2 separate regions of the Homo sapiens genome follow, and region 2 is linked to region 1. Evidence: chromatin loops called from intact Hi-C (ENCODE). Cell type or tissue: K562. All regions are shown on one strand. Each heading gives the region's core, and the rest is flanking DNA. Links, peaks and the distances in the headings are about the cores only.

Region 1 (9,000 bases), core at 1-8,000:
GGGGTGCCTGCCATCAGGAGTCCCCCATATATGTAGGGGTGCTATTTCACAGAGATCATCCTTTGGCGTGCCTAAACAGAACCAGGTAGGGAAATCTTCACTGGCTCTGGTTTTTTTTTTTTTTTCTTGAGACAGAGTCTAGCTCTGTCACCCAGGCTGGAGTGCAGTGGCGCGATCTTGGCTCACTGCAACCTCTGCCTCCCGGGTTCAAGCAATTCTCCTGCCTCAGCCTCCCAAGTAGCTGGGACTAAAGGCGTGTGCCACCACGCCCGGCTAATTTTTTTTTGTATTTTTAGTAGAGATGGGATTTCACCGTGTTAGCCAGGATGGTCTCGATCTCCTGACCTTGTGATCTGCCCGCCTTGGCCTCCCAAAGTGCCGGGATTACAGGCATGAGCCACCGCACCCAGCCTAGTGGCTCTGTTTTTTAAAACCCCACCCTGGCTCACAGGCCCCCTGGCTAACCTTGAGGTGGGAAGATCCACACTATGGTGGTGTCAGTGTGGGTGTTGTTGATACCCATGGCCCTGGTGGCAGGATTGATGGCTGCACTGCTGGCAGTTCGACCTCGGAGACCCTGTTGATATCTTCTGCGGCTACACTTGAACATCCTGGGAAATCGGGGCCTGGGCCAGCCCATACCTGGCCTGCGGTAGGGGGAACGCATGCCCTGGGGCCGAGGGCCACGGACAAGCCGAGATGGCCCCATGGGCACAGGGAGCTTCTGCAGTGTGCCTGGGGGGTGCTGTTGGCCAGGGTAGCTGAGGCCTCTATGACATACAAAGTCTGCATAAGGGCAGGGCCCTTTATTACAAGTCGTGGGCCCTGGCCCCTCCTCATGGGTCAGGCTCCTTCACAATCTTCTTTATTGGGTCTGGCCTAAAAGCCAGCCCAAGAGCCAGACAGCCTCAGTTTGGCCCCTTGGGAAAAGAGGCCCTAGAGGCGGAACTCACTTCCTCACTTTCTCACTTATCCATATAGTAACAATATTAACAATGTTTTTTGAGCACTTACTACGTGCCAGACACTGTGCTGAGCACTTTACCAACGTTATCTCATTTAATCTCAGCTACTTTACAAGGATATGCCATCATTATACCTATTTATATACAGTCAATTCTCATTATTCCCAGTAATGTTCTATAAAGTCGCCACAAACACTAAATACTGAACAAAGGGTAAATGCAAGGTTAGGTTCCTGAAACCCTCTGGTCACAATATTTTTGTCAACTGATCTATACATATAACCTGATTTTATGTGTGGAGACACCTTATTTAATATATATTGTTGGCCAGGCATGGTGGCTCAAGCCTGTAATCCCAGCACTTTGGGAGGCCGAGGTGGGCAGATCACCTGAGGTCAGGAGTTCAAGACTAGCCTGGTTAACATGGCAAAACCCCATCTCTACTAAAAATACAAAAATTAGCTGGGTGTGGTGGTGGGTGCCTGTAGTCCCAGCTACTCAGGAGGCTGAGACAGGAGAATAGCTTGAACCCAGGAGGTGGAGATTGCAGTGAGCCCAGATTGCACCATTGCACTCCAGCCTGGGCAACAAGAGTGAAACTCTGTCTCAAAAAAAAAAAAAATATATCTATCTATCTATCTATCTATCTATCTAACTATCTATCTATATTTGAGTCATTGACATTGAACTCACAGCCAACAGCATTATAACTTGTGCCTGAATGAAACTTATCTAAAGCACATATTTCCCCTATAAGGCACATCACAGCCTTCTTGCACTTAGAAAGACTAGAGAGCACTTCAGCACTACAACTGGGGACCATTTTAGACAGTAAAATCACCAGCAAAAAACACCAAAAAATGTGAGAATATGCGTCACTAAATAGACCACCAAAAAGCACATTTGTTTACTCTATGAAAACTGAAATAAGAAGACAGAGAGTCCTCTTGCTCAACAGACCTCAGCTGGAAATACGTGTGTTGGACGGCTGAAATTTTTTGCCTTTCTGCTCATGTCCATGAATGACTGCAAAAGTACCACAAGTACTGGTTTGGGAATTACAAATAAATTTCAGTAAGCAGGCAAATTCACAGGTATGGAATCTGTGAATAAGGAGGATCCACTGTATAAGGAAACTGGGGCTCAGTGAGGTGAAGTCACACAATTAGAGGCAGGCAGGAAGCAAATCCATGATGATCAAGATCCAAAACCCAGAGCACTTAACTCTCATTATTCTGCACTCATTCACTCAGGAAATGTTCACTGACAACTTCTTATGTGCCAAGCACCAGGGCCATAGATGAATGTAATCTGGTCCCAATTCTTCCTGAGAATGAAACAGAAAGGTTCCAGGTGCGGTGGCTCACGCCTGTAATCCCAGCACTTTGGGAGCCCGAGGTGGGTGGATGACTTGAGGTCAGGAGCTCGAGAGCAGCCTGGTCAACATGGTGAAACCCTGTCTCTACTAAAAATACAAAAATTAGCTGGGTGTGGTGGTGTGCACCTATAATACCAGCTACTCAGGAGGCTGAGGCAGGAGAATCGCTTGAAACTGGGAGGCGGAGGTTGCAGTGAGCCAAGATTGCGCCACTGCATTCCAGCCTGGGCAACAGAGTGAGATTCTGTCAAAAAAAAAAAAAATAGACCTTCTCCTTCTCCTTCCACTCCTCAGTCCCTTCTTCCTTTCCCCCTTACTCTGCTCCTCAAATGCCCCCTTCCCAACTTCATCCTCCTTTCTGTTTGTGGAGGACTCTGTGGCACCCTTAGTACCACCCTCACAAACCTCATCTTTCCCCCATCCCCTCCTCCAGCCTCTACTCTTGCCATCCTCAGTCTTAAAATATGACCTTGCTTCCACCAACTTCTAGCAACTGTAACTATAAACCGACCTGCCCCTGCTCCTCCTCTTCCTCAGGTCAGACCAAGGCCTCTTCCCTTGCTCTTTATGGAAGCCAGCCTTGTCTGCCTCTTTAGAGATTCCATCAGTGTAGACAGTCTGCTTGGTGGTTAAGATGTAGACTCTGGTGCCAGACTAACTGGGATTGAATCCTGGCTCTGCCACTTACAGGCTTTGTGATCATGGCAAGTACCTGACCCTTTGGTGCTTCTATTTCCCCATATTTAAAAATGGAGATCAGAAAGTCTATCTCATGGGATGGTTGTGAAGAGGAAAAAAAGCCTTAATATATGCAAGACATTTAAAATAAGATCAGTATTATTAGTGTAGTCTGTAATACTATTAGCCCCTCTCTCTTCTGTCTCTTCAGCTGCCTCCTTTCACTATAAAAACAAAACAAACTTAGAAATCCACTTCCTCAGCTAGGCACAGTGGCTGATGCCTGTAATCCCATCACTTTGGGAGGCTGAGGCAGAGGATTACTTGAGCCCAGTTCAAGACCAGCCTGGATAGCATAGCAAGACCTCATCTGTTTAAAAAAAAAAAATTTGCTTGAGTGCCGGCAAATACCTGTGGTCCCAGCTACTTGGGAGGCTGAGGATCATTTGAGCTCAGGAGGTCAAGGCTGCAGTGAGCTGTGATGTTGCCACTACACTCCAACCTGGGCAACAGAGCAAGACCCTGTCTCAGAAAAAAAAAAAAAAAAATCAACTTCCTCCATCTCATAGCCCCACTGCCTGTGACTCTCTCGACTTTGACCTTCTTGCTCTGTGCTCATTCCCTACTGTCCCTTCCTTCTAGAGCAGGAAGAAAATCTCATTTGAAAAGCCCAGAACTATTCTGTTACACAGAAGACCAGGAAAGAGAAGTTTAAAACCAAGTCTAAGAAAAGTCCCCAGGGTCACACAGTTCATAAGCGACAGAGCCAGGATTCCAGCACCTGGTCTGAATGACCCAGAAGCCAGGACTTTTCCCCCGCACCTCTACATCAGGCGTGCTGGAGCAGGAAGCGGTCAGGCAGCCCCACTAGGAGTAACAAAGATGGGATCACAGAGCCTTGGAACTGGGGGTGGCTCCTTCATGAGACCATGGTGCCACCTACTGGCAGAAAGAGAAGGGGTGTACACAGAGCGCTAAGAGAAGACTGGGAAGGAGAAAAAGAAAAAGATGGGGAAGGAGAGGAGATGGAAAGATGAAGGGAGGGGAAAAATGGGGAATGTGAGGTTTCATGGAGGGAAGAGGATTAGGAACTATTTGCTACTCGCAGGAGAGAGCGGAAGCTGCCAAATCTCAGTCATTTCCTTGAAAGTGAGTGAGAGACAGAGAAAGAGAAAGAGGGAGTGTGTGTGTGTGTGTGTGTGTGTTTGTGTGTGTGTGTGAGTGAAAGAGATACTTAAGTACGTACATCAGATATTATTCTGTTGTTTGTTAGTTGCTGGGAGTCAGTCCACAAAGAATTTAGTGTGCGTGTGTGCGCACGGACGCACACACACACATGCATTCAGGAACACTAGCACATGTTTATGTATGTAACTGGGTGCTTGCTGTATGAACATATGGATGGCAGCATGAGCAGATGCATGTGCATGTGAGCATGAGCACAGAGGGTATGTATGAGTGTATCAGCAGATGCAGGGTAAGAAGCACATTACACTGTTGTGGTGGAGGGCACGCAGACATTCTGGGAAGCCACTTGCCCCACCCCTGGGCTGCTTCTTCTTGAGATCAGGAGGGGCGTTGCCCAGGGCTGGTGTTGCCAGGTGGAGGCCTGCTGAGGCAGTGGTTGTGGGGATCGGTCTCCAGGCAGCAGGGGGCAGCAGGGTCAAGGAGAGGCTAACTGGCCACGGGTGGGGCCAGCAGGCGGGCAGAAGGAGGCTTTAAAGCGCCTACCCTGCCTGCAGGTGAGCAGTGGTGTGTGAGAGCCAGGCGTCCCTCTGCCTGCCCACTCAGTGGCAACACCCGGGAGCTGTTTTGTCCTTTGTGGAGCCTCAGCAGTTCCCTCTTTCAGAACTCACTGCCAAGAGCCCTGAACAGGTAATGGGATAGGGATACAGATTATCCTGTGAAGTGATATCGATCTGGAAACAGGTCTGGGGAGCTGGAGGGGCTCTAGTGAGGGTTCTGGGAGGGTCTGGGGTTAGTGTGGGGGGGAGCACAGGATATACAGGTGCTAGGAAAGAGCATGGAGTGACCTGCAGTGTGGGAGTCAGGCTGGGTGTGCAGGTGGAGGAACCTGGGGTGTTAGGATCTCAGAGTGTCAGGTGCTGGTGGAGGTCCTGGGTAGTATAGAGGGGTAAGGGTGTTAGGATAGAAACTGGGAAAAGGTCTGTGTCAGACCAGGTACAGGAGAAGCTTGGTGAGATATGGGTTCAGGATCCTGGGGTCTGGCATATCTGGCTGAATATCTGAAGCCAGGGCCAGCCCAGGTGGGCCCAGGGGAAACAAGGCCCTAACTTGCACATGTCTACCTCCCAGGAGCCACCATGCAGTGCTTCAGCTTCATTAAGACCATGATGATCCTCTTCAATTTGCTCATCTTTGTAAGTACGGACATTGTGGACTCTTTGGGGCTCCCTATAGGAGCAGGTCACAAGCTGAGTAGAGACTAAGCTGGGGAATGGGAGACTGCTATGCCCAGGCTTCGTCCTGCATGTGTCCCCTTATGAGTGGGATGCAAAGGTCTCCCCAAATGCTGCTGATTCCTAGTCCCAGCAGCAGCCAGGCTGCCATACAGGTGCGTGTGTGAAAAAGGGGATGGAGAAGCTAGGGGCACCCCCTCTCTCCTACAAAGCTTTAGCCTAGGCTTCAGGCAGGGCAGAGTAAGCTACCAGGAATGATTCTCCACCCTTTATAGGCACTGGGGGCCCAGAAAATAGAAGGGCTCCACCCAAGTTTACCTACCACAGAAGGAAATTCAGTACAGAGGAAATTCTTCTGTATGACGGGGAGCTGAAAGGAGGGAGGGCCTACCTCTCATCAGAGCAACAGTCCTTATTCATTCGACAAACATTCATTGTCTAGGATACCATGATGGGTGCTGGGGTGGCAGGTAAGCAAAGCCTTTCTCTGCCCTGAAGGATCTCAGCTCCGATAAGCCAGATAGGCAGATAATAACAACACAGTGTGTTTGGGCTTAGGACGGAGGTTATGGGAGCCTGAACTCAGCCTGGTTGGAGAATACTTCCTGGAGGAAATAGCTGAAGCTGGGAAATTGCACTTGGTGGGGGAGTTATAAAGCATGCATAAAGGGCCAGAAGTAGTGAAACTTGATATCGTTCAGAAAACCAGAAACAGATTGCATAGGGCATGTTTGAGAAGCTGAGCCATGAGGCGTAAATCCTGGAGATGGTGGTGGAGATAGGGAGAAACGGACAAAGTGGACAAAGGACAAAGCTCTAGGATGATGGCTGAGGGGTAGAAGAAGGGGCAAGGGAGACAGAGGTCTTGGAGATGACGCCCATATCTCTGGCATGAGCAACCCAGATGGCAGGGGGTGGGGCCTGGTTTGTGGGAAGGGGTGTCCCACTAGCAGATGTGTACCCAGTGGAGGTGCAGCTCAGATTGGAGCTGGCCATGGGTATTTGAAAATCATGTGCGCACAGGTAGCCACTGAAGCCATGGGAGTGGATGAGAACACTTGGAAAGTGAACTCTGGGAAACCCAATTTATTAGGGATAAGCAAAAAAAAAAAAAGCCACTGTGAAGGAGATGGAGAAGGAGCAGTGGGAGGGGGAGAGGAAAACAAGGAGAGTAGTACACTAACCACATTAGAGTAGGTTAGTGTAAGTGAAAGTGAGGAAGTGGGCCAGGTGCAGTAGCTCACAACTGTAATCCCAGCACTCTGGGAAGCTGAGGCGGGCAGATTAGTTGAGCTCAGGAGTTCGAGACCAGCCTGGCCAATATGGTGAAACCCCGTCTCTACTAAAAATACAAAAATTAGCTGGATGTGGTGGCGCATGCCTGTAATCCCAGCTACTTGGGAGGCTGAGGAAGGACAATCACTTGAACCCAGGAGGCGGAGGTTGCAGTGAGCCAAGATCACACCACTGCACTCCAGCCTGGGCGACAGAGTTTATGTATGTATTGATTAGTTTAGAAGCGTGGGTAGACTCTCTAGTTCTGATGTGGTCTGTGCCTTGGGCTTCCTTCGGCTGCAGGGAACTTGTGTTTTTGTTGTTGTTGTTGTTGTTGTTTGTTTCTTTGAGACAGGATCTTGCTTTGTCACCAAAGCTGGAGTGCAGTGGCATGATCATGGCTTACTGCAGCGTCAACCTCCTGGGCTCAAGGGATTCCCCTACCTCACTCAGCCTCCTGAGTATCTAGGACTACAGGAGTGTGCCACCATGCTCAGCTAATTAAAAAAAATTTTTTTTGTAGAGGCGGTCTCACTATATTGCCCAGGCTGGTCTCGAACTCCTGGACTTAAGTGATTCTCCCACCTCTGCCTCCCAAAGTGCGGGGATTACAGGCATGAGCCACTGTGCCAGTCCTGAACTAGTCTTTATCCCTGTATCTGGAGGAAGCAATAGGATTCCAGGGATTTGGACAGGAGAGGCTCTGCCCTGAGAGGGTTAAAGGCAAATCCGGTTTGATTTCTGGCCTCTGTTACCCAGACCTTGCCAGGCTGGGCAAAGCAGGATAGGGCAGACCTCCAGCTCCATGAAATTTGACCCTGCAGGCTAGAAGTCCAGCTTTCTGTCCTTGGGCAAACATGCCTGGAATCCAGCCACAATCTGCCACCTCACTTCCCGTTCTAGCCTCAGTTTTTATAGCTGGCAAGTGAGGACTAGTCACCAAGGTGGTGTCAGGCTGATTCATCCACTGAAGCCCTGGGCCGGGAGGCTTTCCTCTAAGATCTGTGGGAACTGCGCAGGGCCCTCCTCAATCTAGGCCTCAGAATTCCCCCTGAGGTTTGGAGTTGAGCTAGACAGCCTTTAAGAGAAGCTCTGGCTGTATTCCCACTGGTACCTCACTTTCCTCTTGTGAGGCAAGGAGGTCTTGTCTACATGAGGGGCGGGCCTGAAGTTGGATTCTGGAGGGGAGCCAAATGGGGCCTCAGGTGGGTGAACCTTCTCAACCTCCTCCCTCTCCAAGGTTGCCAGCAGGTGGAACCTCAGCCTCGCCTCCATTACTATGGTGACTATTGAGCCTGTTCTGCTACCACCCCCGTCTCCACCTATCAGAGGACAGAGGTGTTCTAGGCACCCATAGCCCAGAAAGGAAATAGGAGGCTGGGCCCTCACCTGCCTGTTTTCAATCCTAGCTATGTGGCAGGACCCTGGCAGCAGTGAGGGAAAGTCTTGCCCCTCTGCCCACCCTGAGGATATTTCTAGAACCCCTGATCTCCTTTATATCTGCCCAGGTGTGCAGCCTGGTCCTAGCTATGCATATCCCAGCTCCCATTTTTCTGGCTCTAGAGGATGTTTCCCTCCTTACAGGATGAGGTTTTAGACTCCCTAGCCAATAAAGAGGGAAGTTTCTCGGCTCCCATCCTTCTTACTCAGCTGTGTGGTAGTAAGCTACTTGCCAGCACTGTTTAAGGCCTGCCTGACCTCTCTCTCCCCAGCTGTGTGGTGCAGCCCTGTTGGCAGTGGGCATCTGGGTGTCAATCGATGGGGCATCCTTTCTGAAGATCTTCGGGCCACTGTCGTCCAGTGCCATGCAGTTTGTCAACGTGGGCTACTTCCTCATCGCAGCCGGCGTTGTGGTCTTTGCTCTTGGTTTCCTGGGCTGCTATGGTGCTAAGACTGAGAGCAAGTGTGCCCTCGTGACGGTGTGTGAAACCCAGCTCCACAGGCTGATGACCAAGAGTCCCCTCGCCCTTGACACCAGGCCCTGGGATTCCCAAACCCTGCTTTGGACCCCCCTAGGCTCAGGCTTCTGTCTCACTTTTCCGGGGGGGGGATTAGGGCAAGGAGGGCATGAGGGACTGTCTCTCCCTAAAACCCAGACCCCTGTTCCCCACTCAGTTCTTCTTCATCCTCCTCCTCATCTTCATTGCTGAGGTTGCAGCTGCTGTGGTCGCCTTGGTGTACACCACAATGGTGAGACACTGGGATGGAGGAAGGGAAGAAGATTGGGCAAAACCCTGGGAGTGGGCTGTGGCCTGTGAATGGCCACCTTCTGTACCAGCCCCTA
Region 2 (16,086 bases), core at 4,148-12,147, 300 kb before region 1:
AATGATGATAACAATAATAGTATGAACCATTTACTTACTTGATGGATTCATAGATTTATTCATCCAGTATTCATTTGTTGCCTACTAGGCTAGGTATTCTGCTGGGTGCCAGGAATGTCCTTGAGAGCAAGACTAATTCCTACTCTCCTGGAGCTAACAGTCAAAGAAAACAGATAATTTAGCAAATAATTATAGTAACCAGTGAAGTAGGTATGATTGAGGAATTAAAGGAATATTTGGATAATATATGGAAGGAGGCTGGGGAAACTGTAGAAAAACTTGCCAGAGGAAACGAAGTTTAAGCTGAAGTCCAGGAATGTATAAAAAGAGATAAAGAAAAGTAATCCAGACCAGGAGAACAGTAAGTGTGAAGACCTGAAGGTGAAAGAAAGCATGGCAAGTCTGAGTCCAAAACTCCAATAAGACTGGAGAATTATGCAAATGATACTGAGGAGGGAGGCAGTCAGAGCCAAGTAGTGCCCTGTAGACTACAGAAAGGATTTTAGACTTTATCCATTGCAGAATTATAAGAGAGAAAGGACACATTTAAAAAAGTTATTTTTGGCCGGGCACGGTGGCTCACGCCTGTAATCCCAGCACTTTGGGCGACCGAGGTAGGTGGATCACCTGGGGTCAGGAGTTCGAGACCAGCCTTACCAACATGGGGAAACCCTGTCTCTACTAAAAATACAAAAATTAGCCGGACGTGGTGGCGCATGCCTGTAATCCCAGCTACTTGGGAGGCTGAGGCAGGAGAATCGCTTGAACCTGGGAGACGGAGGTTGCAGTGAGCCAAGATCGCGCCACTGCACTCCAGCCTGGGTGACAGAACGAGACTTCATCTCAAAAAAATAAAAAGTTATTTTTGACTTCAGTATTTATTTCATTATACCCACAGTTATCACTCAGAAAACAGGTACTATATATGATATTTACATTGATATAACATTAATCAAGGGGGACAAAACTGAATGAAAGGGAGACCAATTAGGAGGATGTTATAGGATGATGGTGGCTTGTGCCCGGGGAAGTAGAAGTGAATTGACAGATTAAAGATAGATATTTTGGAAGTAGAATTGGCCGAGCTTGATGAATAATGGATGTAGAGAGTGAGAGAAAGTGAAAAATGAAGAATGACCCTGGGTTTGGTGGTACCATCATCAAAATAGAGAACAGAGAAGGAGCGAGACTGAGTAGAAAGATCAGCTGAGTTTTAGACATATTAAGGACAAGGTAGTTGTATGTACAACTATAGAGGTCAGCAAAAAGATCTGGGATAGAGATACAAATTTGAGATTGTAAAATATATAGAGAAAGGAGAGTGTACAAGCAGAACTAAAAGGACAGTCCCCATTTAAGGGTCTAAGGTGATGAAGGATGAGCCTGCAAAGATGTTTAAATGGTGTGTTTGCGGGGATAAGAGGAAAAACAAGAGAATGTGGCTTCATGGCAAGAAAAGTCTTCCAGGACAGAAGAGTGAATGATACTATCAGGTGCTGTTGAGCAGTGGAGCCAAAAAAGATAGGTGGACTAAAAATGCAGTGAAGCTTCATTACCCTGGCGTTATACATTACATTGGCAGTGTGCCAAGAATGGTTTAAATGGGCTGGTAAGGTCTAGGGATATTTATAGAGTGTTGAAGAATGAGTAGGAAGTGAGAAATTAGAGACATTGGATGTAGATAACTCATTCAAGAAGTGTGGTTGTGAAGGGAAATAAAATTGATAAGGCAGTATTTGAAGAGGGATGTGTAGTTATTAAGGGAATTTATTTCCTTATCTGAAGCTGGAATAGACTTGAATGTGTTCAGAATGCTAATCAGGAAGATCATTAAGAACATGAAGAGTCAAGAGATAATGAGTAGATCAGAGAAGGCTGAATGGAATGGGCTTCACCTGATATTGTAATGTATTACCAGGTATTACCAGCCTAGTTGCTGGAAGGTTATGAGTAAAATAATTTATGGTTATCTGTCTAAATGGGAGTACTCTTGCCTCAGCCAAGTTTCCTGATTGTGTAGCTTTTCTCCCCAACTTGCTGTGAATATTCCCTGGGAAAAGGAGGATTGAGAAATCATTGCTCCTTGGACTACCTTTATGTGGTTGGGCCCTTCTTGTTCCACTGTGCCTTAGTTGTCACAGAATGTACTGATCTGGAGTCCTGGGCATCAAATGCAGGCTTTTGTATAGGTGTAAGGAAGTCGGAAGGGATGGATTTCCACGGATGCGCTTCCGTGCCTCTAAAGGAATGCAGAGAGGGGCATATATGCATTTTAGGAAATTTTATTATTGTTAGCCAAAACTGTAGTCTACCATATTACCCATTTAAACTATTCAAGAAGTCAGAACTGTCATGTAGATTCAAAGAACAAATATTTCCAGTTTTATATAGATTGTTTCAGAAAGTAGAAAAAGAGGATATATTACCTTAGCACATTTTATGAGTGTCTTCGTCTGTTCGTGCTGCTATAAAAAAATACCACAGATTGGATCATTTATAAAGAACAGACATTTATTTTCTCACAGTCCTGGAGTCTGAGAAGTCCAAGATCAAGGTGTTGGCATTTGTGTGGTGAGTGCCTTCTTGCTGTTTCTTCACATGGTGGAGGATGGAAAGGCAAAAAGGGCTGAAAGCTGTATGAAGCCTCTTTTTTTTCTTTTAATTTTGATTTTTTTGAGATGGGGTCTTGCTCTGTTGGCCAAGCTGACCTCAGACTCCTGGGCTTAAGGGATTCTCCTGCCTCAATCTCCTGAGTAGCTGGGACTACAGGTGCACATCACCATGCCTGGCTTAAAGCCTTATGAAGGCCTTAATCCCGTTTACAAGAGAGAAGGCCTCATGACCTAATCACCTCCTACAGGCCCCACCTCGTAATACTATCACATTGGATTTTAAAGTCCAATGTGAATTTTGGACGAGACACAAACATTGAAACCTTAGCAGTGAGGATAGTATAAGTATGAAGTCAAAATTGGACAAGAACAATTTGAGACGAGAAAGTATATAGGCCAGTCTTACTTATTAACATACAGGCAAATATCCTAAATAAAAGTTTCTAGGCCTAGATACTTTTATTAGTGAAAGCTGTTAATATTTAAGGAAGAAATAACACCAGTCTTACATAATTTCTTTCAGAAAATAGAGGAGTAAGGAACAGTTCCCAGTCAGTTTTAGGAGACCGGCATAATTGTGATATAAAAATCTGACAAAGAAATTATAAGAAAATTAGAGATTATTATCCCTTATGAAAATAGGTGCAAAAATCATTAAAAAGATATTAGCTAATAGAATCTAGCAATGTATTTGATAAAATTGAAGTTAGGTTGGGCACGGTGGCTCACGCCTGTAATCCCAGCACTTTGAGAGACCAAGGCGGGTGGATCACCTGAGGTCAGGAGTTTGAGACCAGCCTGGCTAACATGGTGAAACCCCGTCGCTACTAAAAATACAAAAATTAGCCAGGCATGGTGGCACATGCTTGTAAACCCAGTTACTTGGGAGGCTGAGGCAGGAAAATCACTTGAACCTGGGAGGCAGAGGGTGCAGTGAGCAGAGATCACGCCACTGCATTCCAGTCTGGGTGATGGAGCAAGGCTCTATCTCAAAAAAAAAAAAAAAAAAAAGTTGACTTTAACTCAGAAATGCAAAATTAGTTTAATCTTAGAAAATCAATCACTGTAATTTGCCACATTAACAGAAGAGAAAAACTATGTAAGCATTTCAGTAGATGCAGAGAAAGTATTTGACATAATCCATGCCCATTTGTGAGAAAGACTATGAACAAATTAGGAATAGAAGAGAACTTGATAAAAAGTTATCCATGAAAAACCTATAACTAACATAATATTAAATATTCAAAATGTTAAATGCTTTTCTTGTAAGATCAGATGAGAAGCAAGACGAGGATGTCTACCACTTCATTTAACATCTTATAGAAAATTCTAGAAAATGGAAAGAAGTAAAGCTCCCTATTATAGAAGATATGATTGTTTATATAGAAAAAATCTAAGGAATGTACAAAACATTTATGATTAATAATAATTTTACCAAAGTATAGGATACATGGTCAATATAAAAATTAATTGAATTTCTATAAACATGCAAGCAATTGGAAAATGAAATAAAAGTTTTTATTTATAATAGCTTTAAAAAATCTACTTAGGGATGAGCTTAATAAAAGGAGTGCAAGGTGTTTTTGTTAAAAACGATAAAACATTGCTTAGAGTAATTAAAGAACTCGGTAAATGGAGAAGTACTATGTTCATGTATTATAAGACTTGATATTTTGAGATATCACTTCTTTCCAAATTGATGTATAATCCCAGCAGGCTTTTTTTTTTTTGGTAAAAATTAATAATTGGATTCAAAAATTCAAATCGAAATGCAAGAATCTAGAATATCTAAAGCAATCTTGGAAAATAATAAAGTTAAAGGACTGTACAATCTGACTTTAGGACTAAATATAAAACCACAGAATCATGATAGTGTGGTGCTTGCATAGGGCAGAAAAATAGATCAGTAGGATGCAATAGAGAGCCCAGAAAGGTTAAAAAAAAAATTGTTAGGGAAAGGACAGTGTTTTCAATAAATGGTATTGAAATAAGTGGATATCCATATGAAAAAAAATGAACCTTAATTTCATCTCACATACTACCTCAAAATTAATTTTCACTCATCAAAAGGCTCTACTGGCCTGGCATGGTGGCTCACGCCTGTAATCCCAACACTTTGGGAGGTTGAGGCAGGTGGATCACCTGAGGTCAGGAGTTCTAGACCAACTTGACCAATATGGTGAAAACCCATCTCTACTAAGAATATAAAAATTAGCTGGGCATGGTGATGGGTGCCTGTAATCCCAGCTACTTGAGAGGCTGGGGCAGGAAAATCACTTGAACCCAGGAGGTGGAGGTTGCCGCACGCCGAGATTGCACCACTGCGCTCCAGCCTGGGTGACAGAGCGAGACTCCATCTCAAAAAAAAAAAAAAAAAAAGGCACCACCAATAACTTTAGTAGGCAAGCCACAGATTAGAACATATTTATAAAACACATATGACAAAGGACTTGTATTTAGAAGATTATGAAGAGCTCTTATAATTCAATAGTAAAAAGATAACTCAATTTTTAAAAAGGTAAAAAAATTTTAAGATACTTCACAAAGGAATATATATTGATGGTTAATAAGCACATGAAAAGATACTCAACATCGTTAGTCATCAGGAAAATGATTAAAGCCACAATGAGATACCCGTACACACCTAAATGGCTAAAATGTAAAATGACTAAAATATAAAAAGCTGATACCATGTATTGGCATGAATGTAGAGTAGTTCGAACTTTCTTATATTATTAATGTGAACATAACATGTATTAGCTAGGATGTGAAGCAGTTGAAACTCTCATACATTGTTAATGGGAATGTAGCATGGTATAATCACTTTAGAAAAAGGTCTGGTAGCTTCTTATAAATCTAAATATATATCTACCCTTTAACTGAGTAATTCTACACTTTTAGGGATTTACCCAAGAGAAGTGAAATATAGCTTGTCAAAAAACATGTTATAGGAATGTTAATAGCTGAAAAATGGAATTGGAGAAACGATAAATTAACTGGGGTATATTATTCATATTGCCATTGTTACCTGCAACAACATGGATAAATCTCACAAATACTATGCTGAGTTGAAGAAGCCTATGTAAAAAGGTTTATATTTGTATGGTTCCATTCATATGAAGTTTTGAGGAAGTAAAAGTAATCTGTGGTGACATAATGAGAATAATATTTGCTTGGGGTAGGAAGATAGTGGTTTGTTTGGGGATTTACGAAGAAAGGACATGGTGGAACTTTCTGGATTGATGGACATGTTCTATATTTTGATAGAGATTTAGGTTATCTGAGTATATGTACTTAACAGACTTATCAATTGGCATACGTAAGATTAAGTAATTTAAGATTTGTACAGTTGAATGTTTGTAAATTTACCTAGAAAAACACACAAAAGAATTGCAATCAAATACTGAATTTTAGCAAAAATAATTTTATAAAATAAGCGAATTTTACAAAAATAAGGCATATTAAACTTATTGTGAAAAGTAAACCGGCTGGGCGTGATGGCTGACACCTGTAATCTCAGCACTGTGGGAGACCAAGGTGGGAGGATCACTTGAGGTCAGGAGTTTGAGACCAGCCTGGCCAACATGGTGAACCCCTGTCTCTACTAAAAATACAAAAAAATTAGCTGGGCATGGTGGTGCATGCCTGTAATCCCAGCTGGAGGCTGAGGCAGTAGAATCGCTTGAACCCAGGAAGTGGAGGTTGCAGTGAACCGAGATCGGCCAGCCTGGGTGACAGCGTGAGACTCCATCTCAAAAAAAAAAAAAAAAGAAAAGAAAAAAGCAAATCTATAAAATGTTTAGAAGAAAATATAAGCACATATATTCATGACTGTGTATGAGGGATATATTTCTTACATGGACAGTTGTTTTGGAGAGCAATTTGGAATATCCAGTACTTTATGACTCAGTAGTTCAACATCCAAGAAACTTTTTCTACATGCGCACTAGGAAACAACTACAAGAATGTTTACAAGAGTATTGTTTTAATGGAGAAGAAAAAGATGGAAAGAAAATTAAATTTCCATTTACTAGAGAATAGATAAATAAATATTGGTATATTCATAGACTGGACCACTGTCTGAAGATCAGTGAACTAAAGTGAAATATATCCACATGGGTGAATCTCCCAGTTTTCATAATGTTGGCTGATGTCAACAGAGGAATACATATAATATAATACCATGTATATATAATTTTAAAACATGTAAAACAATACTACTAATTTTTTACAAATCCAAAAACACGTATTGAAAATATTTAAAAAATTAAGAATAGTTGTTAATTTAGGACTGGTGGGAGGTGGGACTTGATACACTTGGAAAGCAAGTCACAGGGGCCCCAGCTGTTATCGTAAAGGTTATTTCTTATGCCAGTGGTGTGTGAAGTCATCTCTTTGTTATATTATTAACTATACTACTTTATTTGTCTAAAATATTTTCTAGTTATCACCCACTGCCCCTAATCCTATTTCATTCCTTCTGTATGCTTGCCACTAATGCCCTTTACAATTCAGCAGCAGTTAATGGCTGGCCTAGAGTGCCTGTAATCTACACTGGGGAGATGGTTCCATCTAGTGGGAAAAATGTTGCATGTATTCTATGAGACATTCCTTTTAGGAAGGAAGGATAAAGAAGTAATAGTTTGCCTGAGTGCTTTTATTTCACAAAAATTTAAGAGACAGGCTGGGCATGGTGGCTCACACCTGTAATCCCAGTACTTTGGGAGGCCGAGGCGGGCGGATCACGAGGTCAGGAGATCGAGACCATCCTGGCTAACACGGTGAAACCCCGTCTCTACTAAAAAAAAAAAAAAAAAAAAAAAAAAAAAATTAGCCAGGCGTGGTGGCGGGTGCCTGTAGTCCCAGCTACTCAGGAGGCTGAGACAGGAGAAAGGCGTGAACCTGGGAGGTGGAGCTTGCAGTGAGCCAAGATTGCGCCACTGCACTCCAGCCTGGGAGACAAAATGAGACTCCGTCTCAAAAAAAAAAAAAAATAAATAAAATTTAAGAGGCAAAGAAAAAGTTGTTATTTAGAAATATGTGGCCTTTTCCATTATTAAGATAATGCTGTGAATTTCCTAGGACATTTAGGTAGACCAACAGGACTCAGATGGGTTCTTATTTCTAACTTGCATATGTTTTGTTTTTCAGAAGGAGTTGAGCCTTCCAAGAAGAGGCAGCTTGTAAGTAGATGATTATTACCATTATGATTATGATCTCCTACTTAGGAACCCCTCTTGGGAACATTTCCCACTATCATGTGGAGGAATCCCGCTCAGTACACAATTTCTTTCTGTGTACTCCTATCTGAGCTAGGGAAGCCAGCAGGCCAACTGACTTCTCCCACTAGGTCAGATCTTCCCCTCCTCCCCATTCCTCCCGACCTCCAAACCTCTTCCCTCTCAGTTTCTACATAGCATTCTGGGAAAGTTACAACTTAAATATTCATCACAGTCTTATACTTGTGCTTTGGGATTTACTGAGTTTTCGTAGACTCAAGCTAAGGAAGTAGGAATATTAAAATGGAAACCCTTTGCATTTACATCTATCCGGTAACATGGTATGAGGAGAAGACCAACTTTTCTGATAAGTTGAGGCAAGGCCAGCTAAGTTTGGAGACTATGTTGAATGGAATAGGTTCCCAACCTGTTTGGTTTTTTTCTGGCTTCAGGGTTAGGGGAGATTAATAAATAGTCTTTGCCCCTGGATTTTAATTTCTTAAATTCTCTTGGACTGCTTTTCCTCTAGGAATTCTGTTGGGGCAGTATTAGAAATTTGGCCAATCAGAATCTCCTGGAATGTTTGTTAAAGTGCAGAGTGTGAACTTAATGCATTAAAATCTCTGTGTTGGGGCCCAAAAACCTGTACTGTATATACCTAAAACATACTCATATTTACCATGATTTACTAGTAAAGTCACATCTGGGGAACCCTAAGGAAATAGAGCTGTGATAAAACAATGGCTTTTAAACTTTTCCTTAACAAAAAAAGAGATGTAATTAAGGAGGAGATCACAACAGCATTCATATTTATTAAGTATACTTTATATACACATCATATGCAATTTTTAAATGTTTAAATGAAACATGTAGTAATTCTTTCTGTTACTGTCCATTTTAGGATTTTGTTTTGTGAAAAATGCTCTAGTGATTAAATTTTCCTCTGAGGTTTTTGTGAAGCCTTTTGGGCTGTTTACGAAAACTTATTTTGGTTTGATATGAAGAGGCTTGAGTCAGAAAACTCATAAGGTTCAGTCTTGACCATGCCATTTAACTAGCTTTGTAAACCTAGACAAATCACTTTATCTTCTTAAACCTCAGTTGCCTTATCTATAAAATGAAGATAATGTTACCTGTGTTTTCTTCTTACTAAGCCTGTTAGAAGGATCACTTAATATATGTATAGTGCTTTATTACTTATAGTTTAATTTTAATATATATTAGTTTTAGAATTCTTAATGGGTTAAATTTGGATGAATTCTATTATTTAAGAGGCACATTTTAAATTTTAAATTCAGTTTCTAGCAGTGGATATTCAGTCTAGCTTCACAAGTGTCCTGAGTCTTCTGTAAATGGCAAGGGCTCTACCAGGACTCTTAGAGGAATGAGACACCAAATAGGTATGCATAACTGAAAAGGAGTAGCTTTTCAGCATCATAGTCAGGAAATATTTGTACTTGGTCATTTTTCTACTATTTCTGCCCCCCCCGCTTTTTTTTGGTTGCTTCTATTTGAAAACTGCCTGAGATTTGCCTTTTCTTAGTATTAAGTGAAATAAATTAAGGCCTGAGACAGGTAGCTTCTTGCAGAAATGTGTGTCCTCAATGAATGGAGTTGCTGGGAAGAAGGAGAAGGAGGAGTATTCTTATTTTTATTTTATACCAGAATAATTTTTTGGTCATTTTAGTGATATCTAAAGTTAGGCCTACTCTAACTGCCTTAAAAACGTTTAATTAATAAGGATCAGAAATAGATTTTCCCTCCTCTTTTTTGATAAAGTAACTCACATTTAAACAATTGATCACTCAGTAAATACACAGTAATATCTACTCTGGGTCAGGTGCGGTGGCTCACACCTATAGTCCCAGCACTTTGGGAGGCTGAGGTAGGTGGATCACCTGAGGTCAGTAGTTCGAGACCAGCCTGACCAATATGGTAAAACCCTGTCTCTACTAAAAATAAAAATAAAAATTAGCCGGGCGTCATGGCGTGCGCCTGTAGTCCCAGTTACTCAGGGGGCTGAGACAGGAGAATTGCTTGAATCCAGGAGACGGAGGTTGCAGTGAGCTGAGATCATGCCACTGCACTCCAGCCTGGGCGACAGAGTGATGCGCCGTCAAAAAATAAATAAATAAATAAATAAAAAAGCCTACTCTGTGCTGGGTAGAGTGATCTAAGTTCTGAGGCTGTTAAGATTCAATTAGATAAATTCTTCTCTTTTGAAGAGCTTACACTTAAGTAAGCCAGAAGTTCTTCAGTTCTTTAATATAAACAATATCCTTTCTTATCTTTAACATTAGAGGAGTCGAAAAAGTTTTGTTCTGGAAGGAAGCAAGGAAACATGGGTACTAATATAGGCTTTGCCACTAACAAATTATGTGTGGCTTTAAAACAGGAGCTCCCACTTCTGGACCTGAATTGCCATACTTGTAAAATGAAGGGATTGGCTACCTGATCTCTATGCTTAGTCATCTCCCCAAACAGTTAAAGTTCCATGGTACCTCTTGTACACAGAGCTGGGCAAGTCTTTGTAGGGAGTGTGCAGTAGGAGGCAAAGTACTGCTTAGCATTTGTAGTAAAGAAAACAGGTAAGAACCACAAAACAAATATTTGAATAAGTTTAATTACTACAAAATTTGTTGTGTGGAAAAACTGATGTTAATAAAATGAGTGACTTACCATTTGCTCCACTGTTTCTCGTCCTCATAGCCTGATCTGGAAAATTTTTAAAGTTTCTATAATTGTCATTTAAGTCTTGGTCAGAAGGAGGGGGCATCATATTTGTGTCCCTGTTTGCCTTTCTTAGAATGGTTCTCCCAAGAGCGAATCCTATGGTGTGCTCATTCCAGGTTATAAAGGCCCGTTTCCTCTGATATATCCTTCATGGACATAGAGAAATTTAGAATTTGCCTCTAGTTTGGTGTTCTTGTCCTTTGAGAGAGCGTTTTTGTTAATTAATTTTTGAGGCTTTCAATTGCTGTGCTTTTCACGTAATATGTTAGTTGCATTAAAATGGACAGGAACTCAAATATGAGTTTCTAGACTTATGTGACAACTTGGCATTATACAAAATACACATTCTTCCACTCAACAAGTAATTCCTCCAAAGTCTCCAAATTGGTAAGTGGAAGTATAGCATAAAAATTAACAGCTTGGGTTTGCAAGTCAGGCAGATGTGGGTTTCAGTCACGGCACTATTACTTACTAGATGTTTTTTGGTAAAATCAGTTACTATATTTTTGTCTTTTTGCCTCCATTCACTTTGTCATTTGCTCAAATCTTTCCATCCATGCATCCATCATACTATATTATTTTAGTTCCAGTTAGGTGTAGGCACTATTCTAGATACTGGAGATACAGTAGTGAATAAAGCAGACAAGGTCCCTGTGCTCATGGAGTTTCCATTCTACTTAAGAGAGACAAAAACATGTATGATATGCCATATGGTACTTACTGCTATGAAGAAAAATAAAGCCAGATATCAGAGAGGAGGATGTGTGTTTCTGTGGGGGTGAGGGTTTAAATTTTAAATTTTAAATTGAATTGTCTAGGCTGGGTGTGGTGGTTCACACCTGTAATCCGAGCACTTTGAGAGACTAAGGCAGGAGGATCGCTTGAGTTCAGGAGTTTGAGAACAGCCTGGGCAACATAGTGAGACCCTGTCTCTACAGAAAAATTTTAAAAATCAAAAAATTTTGTATTGTCCAGGAATTTTCTCATTAAGGCAACATTTGAGCAGAGAACAGGAGTCTGGAATGAGTGATACTGAGATAGAGATAGATCGATAAATATATATGTATATATTATATATATTTATATACTTATATAAGTATACATATATATTTATATATTGTATACATATTTATATATGTATCTATAAGTACACACACACACACACACACACACACACACACACATTTATAGTGACATTGGTCAGATTAGGGAAGAGAGCTGTTACATTCTAATACGCAAAATGCAAACATCATCTATGCCTGCCACGATAAGGGCTTTATTGGGGCAAGGTGGTTATGAAAGTTCTTTTGGCCTGGCTCATACCATTTATTTTAGATGTAGCTTCCTGAAACTAAATCATTTTCATTTTTAGAAAGCTATTTCATATTTAAACCCATCTGGGTATTTTTTTAATGCATTAAAAATGTAGTTTAGAATATCAGACCTAAGGGAGTTGATAACTTTGTTCAAAGTACAATATCTGTGAAAAGAAGATTTTGAAGTTCTAAAGTTACTTGTATCTGTTTACCCAGGCTAGAAGGGTTTTATATTTTACTTTTTCATAATTGAAGCAGCTCTGAATGGCTTTTCTTGCCCAATGCTATAGTGGGGGCCTCTTTTTGATGATTCCTTTCAAATAGGATTGTTTCTTTTGCTGTTGTTGTTATTTTGTTTGTTTTTGTGACAGGGTCTCATTCTTTAGCCTAGGCTGGAGTGCAGTGGCGCAGTCTCAGCTCACTGCAGCCTGGTCCTCCCTGGCCTCAGGAGATCTTCCCATCACAGCCTCCTGAGTAGCTGGCACCACAGGCACCTGCCACCACATCTGGCTAATTTTTGTATTTTTTGTAGAGATGGGGTTTCACTATGTTACTCAGGCTGGTCTGGAACTCCTGAGCTCAAGCTATCTGCCTACCTTGGCTTCCCAAAGTGCTTAGATTACAGGCATGAACCACAATGCCTGGCGACTGTTTATTTTGTTTGTGAATTTCAGCACCAGTACCTAGACCCTGCATTTGGGAGCTTAATGTAAATAATGCTTATGTCTCCAGTTACCCTGAAAGTAAAGCTTTTCTAATACCCATTAGGCTTAAGATAATTTTCCTCATATTTCATGAAATGTCTTGCTTTATTTCTTAGAGGCTATGAGCAGTCAATTGAGATAACAGACTGTAGGAGTGGAGAGGTAGCTGTTGGTTGCATTCATCATGGGGTATGTGTATATGTGTGTGTTGATATTATTGGCATTGCTGGCTTGTAGTCTTTAGAGCCCTTGGGGATAGTTAACCTTTTATTTTGTCAGCTTATTCATTTGGGCAGTGGACTTAGATACCAGATATTGGATGAAAGTTAATGTCTGGTGTCTGCAGTGATAGGCACTGCATAGTGGGCAGGGAGGAGTTCCTGGGCCCCAGGGATGTGATGTGTCAAACTTTGTTCCTATGAAACTGACAGTGTCATGTACTTTCCCATTCTGATGCAACTTGATGCCTGGATCAATGCTTCTGGAAAATGTGCTAAAAAGAGATACCACCTGCTGCATACACATAATAAACCCTTTGTTGAGGTATCAGTGGCGTCTGATATAGGGCTTTAGGTTTTCTGTGGGGCTTTGAAAATCAGGAAATTTTGCAATCTTTCAAGACTCTAAAGCCCAGAGTGATAGCTTTGTGTTACATTTAAGACCCTGTCTTTTAAAAGTTGGTGGGAAGTAATTTCATATAGATTCTCTAAGTGTCCAATGGGAAGGCAGGACGTAGCAGAGGTTGGGAGGGAAGTAGCCATAGTCATCACTCATATCCCTACAGGGAACCAGTTTGTTGTTAAAAAATGGATGTAGTTGTTGGCGAGCTTTACCTGTGTAGGTGGGATCTGAAAATCCTTGAGAACCTGTTTTTGTTACTGTATGTTGAGAATAGTTGTCATGCTCATTATCCCCACATTTATATCGCTAGATCTCATAACTGTCCATTCACCATAATGTGACTGAATATTTCAGAGACATCTGAACTGCAGCATTTATGAATCTGAGTCATTGTCTTTCTCAAAAATCAGGTCCTCTCTTATACTCTAGCTTATTAAATGGTACTGCTTCCTCAAGATAGAAAATTTAGTTATTTTTGTTGCCATGCTCTTCCTTACACTCACAAGTCTTTTCTGTTATACCTCTCAAATATCTCTTGGTGTTCTGTCTTTATTTTTATTTTATTTTATTTTTTTGAGACTGAGTCTCGCTCTGTGGTCCAAGCTGGAGTACAGTGGCGCCATCTGGGCTCACTGCAAGCTCCGCCTCCCGGGTTCACACCATTCTCCCACCTCAGCCTCCTGAGTAGCTGGGACTACAGGCCCCCACCACCACGCCCGGCTAATTTTTTGTGTTTTTAGTAGAGACCGGGTATCACTCTGTTAGCCAGTATGGTCTCGATCTGCTGAACTTGTGATCCACCCACCTCGGCCTCCCAAAGTGCTGGGATTACAGGCGTGAGCCACCGCGCGCGGCCTCTTTTTTTTTTTTTTTTTTTTTTTTTTTTTTTTTTTTGAGATGGAGTCTTGCTCTCTCGCCCAGGCTGGAGTGCAATGGCACAATCTCGCCTCACTGCAACCTCCGCCTCCCAGGTTCAAGTGATTCTTCCGCCTCAGCCTCCCCAGTAGCTGGTACTACAGATGTGTGCACCACGCCTGGCTAATTTTTTGTATTTTTAGTAGAGACGGGGTTTCACCACGTTAGCCAGGATGGTCTCAATCTGACCTCATCATCCATCCGCCTCGGCCTCCCAAGTGCTGGGATTACAGGCCTGAGCCACTGTGCCCGGCTGGTGTTCTCTCTTTCTTTATACTACCACTGGTTTGTCCAGATAGTCACAGCCATTGTAATCTCTTGCCTCTGCTACTGCCATAACCTCCTAACTGGCCTTTCTTTATCTGGCATTGCTCACCCTCAGTCTACCTAACTATCATACAATAGCCAGGAAAAGCTTTTTAAAATGCGGATTTCATTATTAGATATTAATTTAAACTTTTTTGGTGAAATTTTTTTTTTTTTGAAACAGAATCTCACTTTGTCACCCAGGTTGGAGTACAGTGGTGCGATCACGGCTCAGTGCAGCCCCAGCCTTCCTGGGCTCAGGTGGTACTCGCACCTCAGTCTCCCAAGTAGCTGGGACCACAGGTGCACGCCGCCACACCCAGCTAATTTTTGTACTTCTTGTAGAGGTGGGGTTTTGCCATGTTGCCCTGGCTGGTCTCAAACTCCTGGGCTAAAACTACCTGCCTTCCTCGGCCTTCCGAGGTGCTGAGATTACAGGTGTGAGCCTCTGCACCTGGCCTTTGGTGAATTTTTTCTTACTCTTAGGATCACACCTGACTATCTATACAGTGTGGTTGCTATATTTTTCTCCATGTTTTACACAATGTGTTCTCTGTGCCTGGAATTTTTGTTTTGTTTCGTTTTGTTTTGTTTTTTTGAGGCAGAATCTCACTCTGTTGCCAGGCTGGAGTACAGTGACGCAATCTTGGCTCACTGCAACCTCCACCTCCTGGGTTCAAGCAATTCTCTTGTCTCAGCCTCCTGAGTAGCTGGGACTACAGGTGCACGCCATGACACCCAGCTAATTTTTTTTTTTTATTTTTAGTAGAGCCAGGGTTTCACCACATTGGTCAGGCTGGTCTCGAACTCCCAACCTCAGGTGATTAAGCAATTCTCCTGCCTCAGCCTCCCAAGTAGCTGGGACTACAGGTGCGCTCCACCACGCTGAGCTAATTTTTATATTTTTAGGGTTTCACCATGTTGGCCATGATGGTCTCAATCTTTTGACCTCGTGATCCGCCTGCCTCGGCCTCCCAAAAGTGCTGGGATTACAGGCATGAGCCCCCGTGCCCAGCTGGAATGTTCTTTTTCCATCTATACCAATCTAGTTCCTACACACCTTTCAAGTCCCAGCTTACACCTCACTTCCTTATGAAAGGCGTTCCTGACCTCACCCAAACCTTGCTGTCTGTAGACTAAGTTGGGTTTCCCAGAACATACTTTCAATAAAGCCTCTACTTTTTCTTCATAGCTCTTACATCAGTTGTAAATAAAGAACTATTTGTCTGCCTTTTCCCGTTGTGTAGTATGTAAGTATTAGCTCAGGCTGCTGTAACAAAATACCACATGCTTAAATAACAAAAATTTATTTTCTTACAGTTATGCAAACTAGTAGTCCAAGAAGGTGACAACATGCTAAGTTTCTGGTAAACCTCTCTTCCTGGCTTGCAGAGAGTGGCCTTCTTGCTGTGTGCTCACATGGCCTTTATGTGGTACACCAGCCTGAGGATAGGGGCATAGATCTGTCTCTTCTTCTTTTTCTTCTTCCTTCTCCCTCCTTCCTTATTTTTTCCTTCATTTTCAAGCCCAACAGTCCTATAGGATTAGAGCCACCCCTATGACCTCATTTAACCTTAATTACTTCCTAAAGAACCTATATGGAAATATAGTCAGATTGGGGGTAAAAGCTTTAACATGAATTTTGGGGAGACACAGTTTA

Evidence for each region. Hi-C counts contacts between places; a loop is a spot of excess contacts. Peaks named below come from ENCODE experiments on the same cell type or tissue, not always from the same donor. Only the 100,000 strongest peaks of a DNase experiment are listed, where the experiment ranks them.
Region 2: it touches region 1 in a loop (2.4-fold over the local background); 17 of 110 quality-filtered maps call a loop at or near these places.

What each region holds. Positions count from the first base shown.
Region 1 is chr1:46,175,763-46,184,762 of GRCh38, forward strand. It overlaps P3R3URF-PIK3R3 (P3R3URF-PIK3R3 readthrough), which reads right to left and starts at 726. Exons shown (of 10, transcript NM_001303427.2): 1 at 466-726. The coding sequence starts at 709. TSPAN1 (tetraspanin 1) reads left to right here. Exons shown (of 9, transcript NM_005727.4): 2 at 4,764-4,896; 3 at 5,338-5,402; 4 at 8,429-8,635; 5 at 8,832-8,906. The coding sequence starts at 5,346. It overlaps P3R3URF (PIK3R3 upstream open reading frame), which reads right to left and starts at 726. Exons shown (of 2, transcript NM_001328655.2): 1 at 466-726. The coding sequence starts at 709. RefSeq lists enhancers at 3,745-3,844, 8,835-8,884. In K562, for the core only: CTCF peaks have their summits at 3,959 (motif pointing left) and 4,675 (motif pointing right); DNase peaks (open chromatin) are centred at 3,919 and 4,669.
Region 2 is chr1:45,874,601-45,890,686 of GRCh38, forward strand. MAST2 (microtubule associated serine/threonine kinase 2) reads left to right here. Exons shown (of 29, transcript NM_015112.3): 4 at 7,764-7,795. It overlaps LOC105378694 (a long non-coding RNA gene), which reads right to left. Exons shown (of 5, transcript XR_001738038.2): 3 at 2,093-2,239; 4 at 39-153. Among named protein-coding and RNA genes, the nearest start is that of MAST2, 79 kb to the left of the region's middle. In K562, for the core only: a CTCF peak has its summit at 7,185 (motif pointing left); DNase peaks (open chromatin) are centred at 7,161 and 10,293.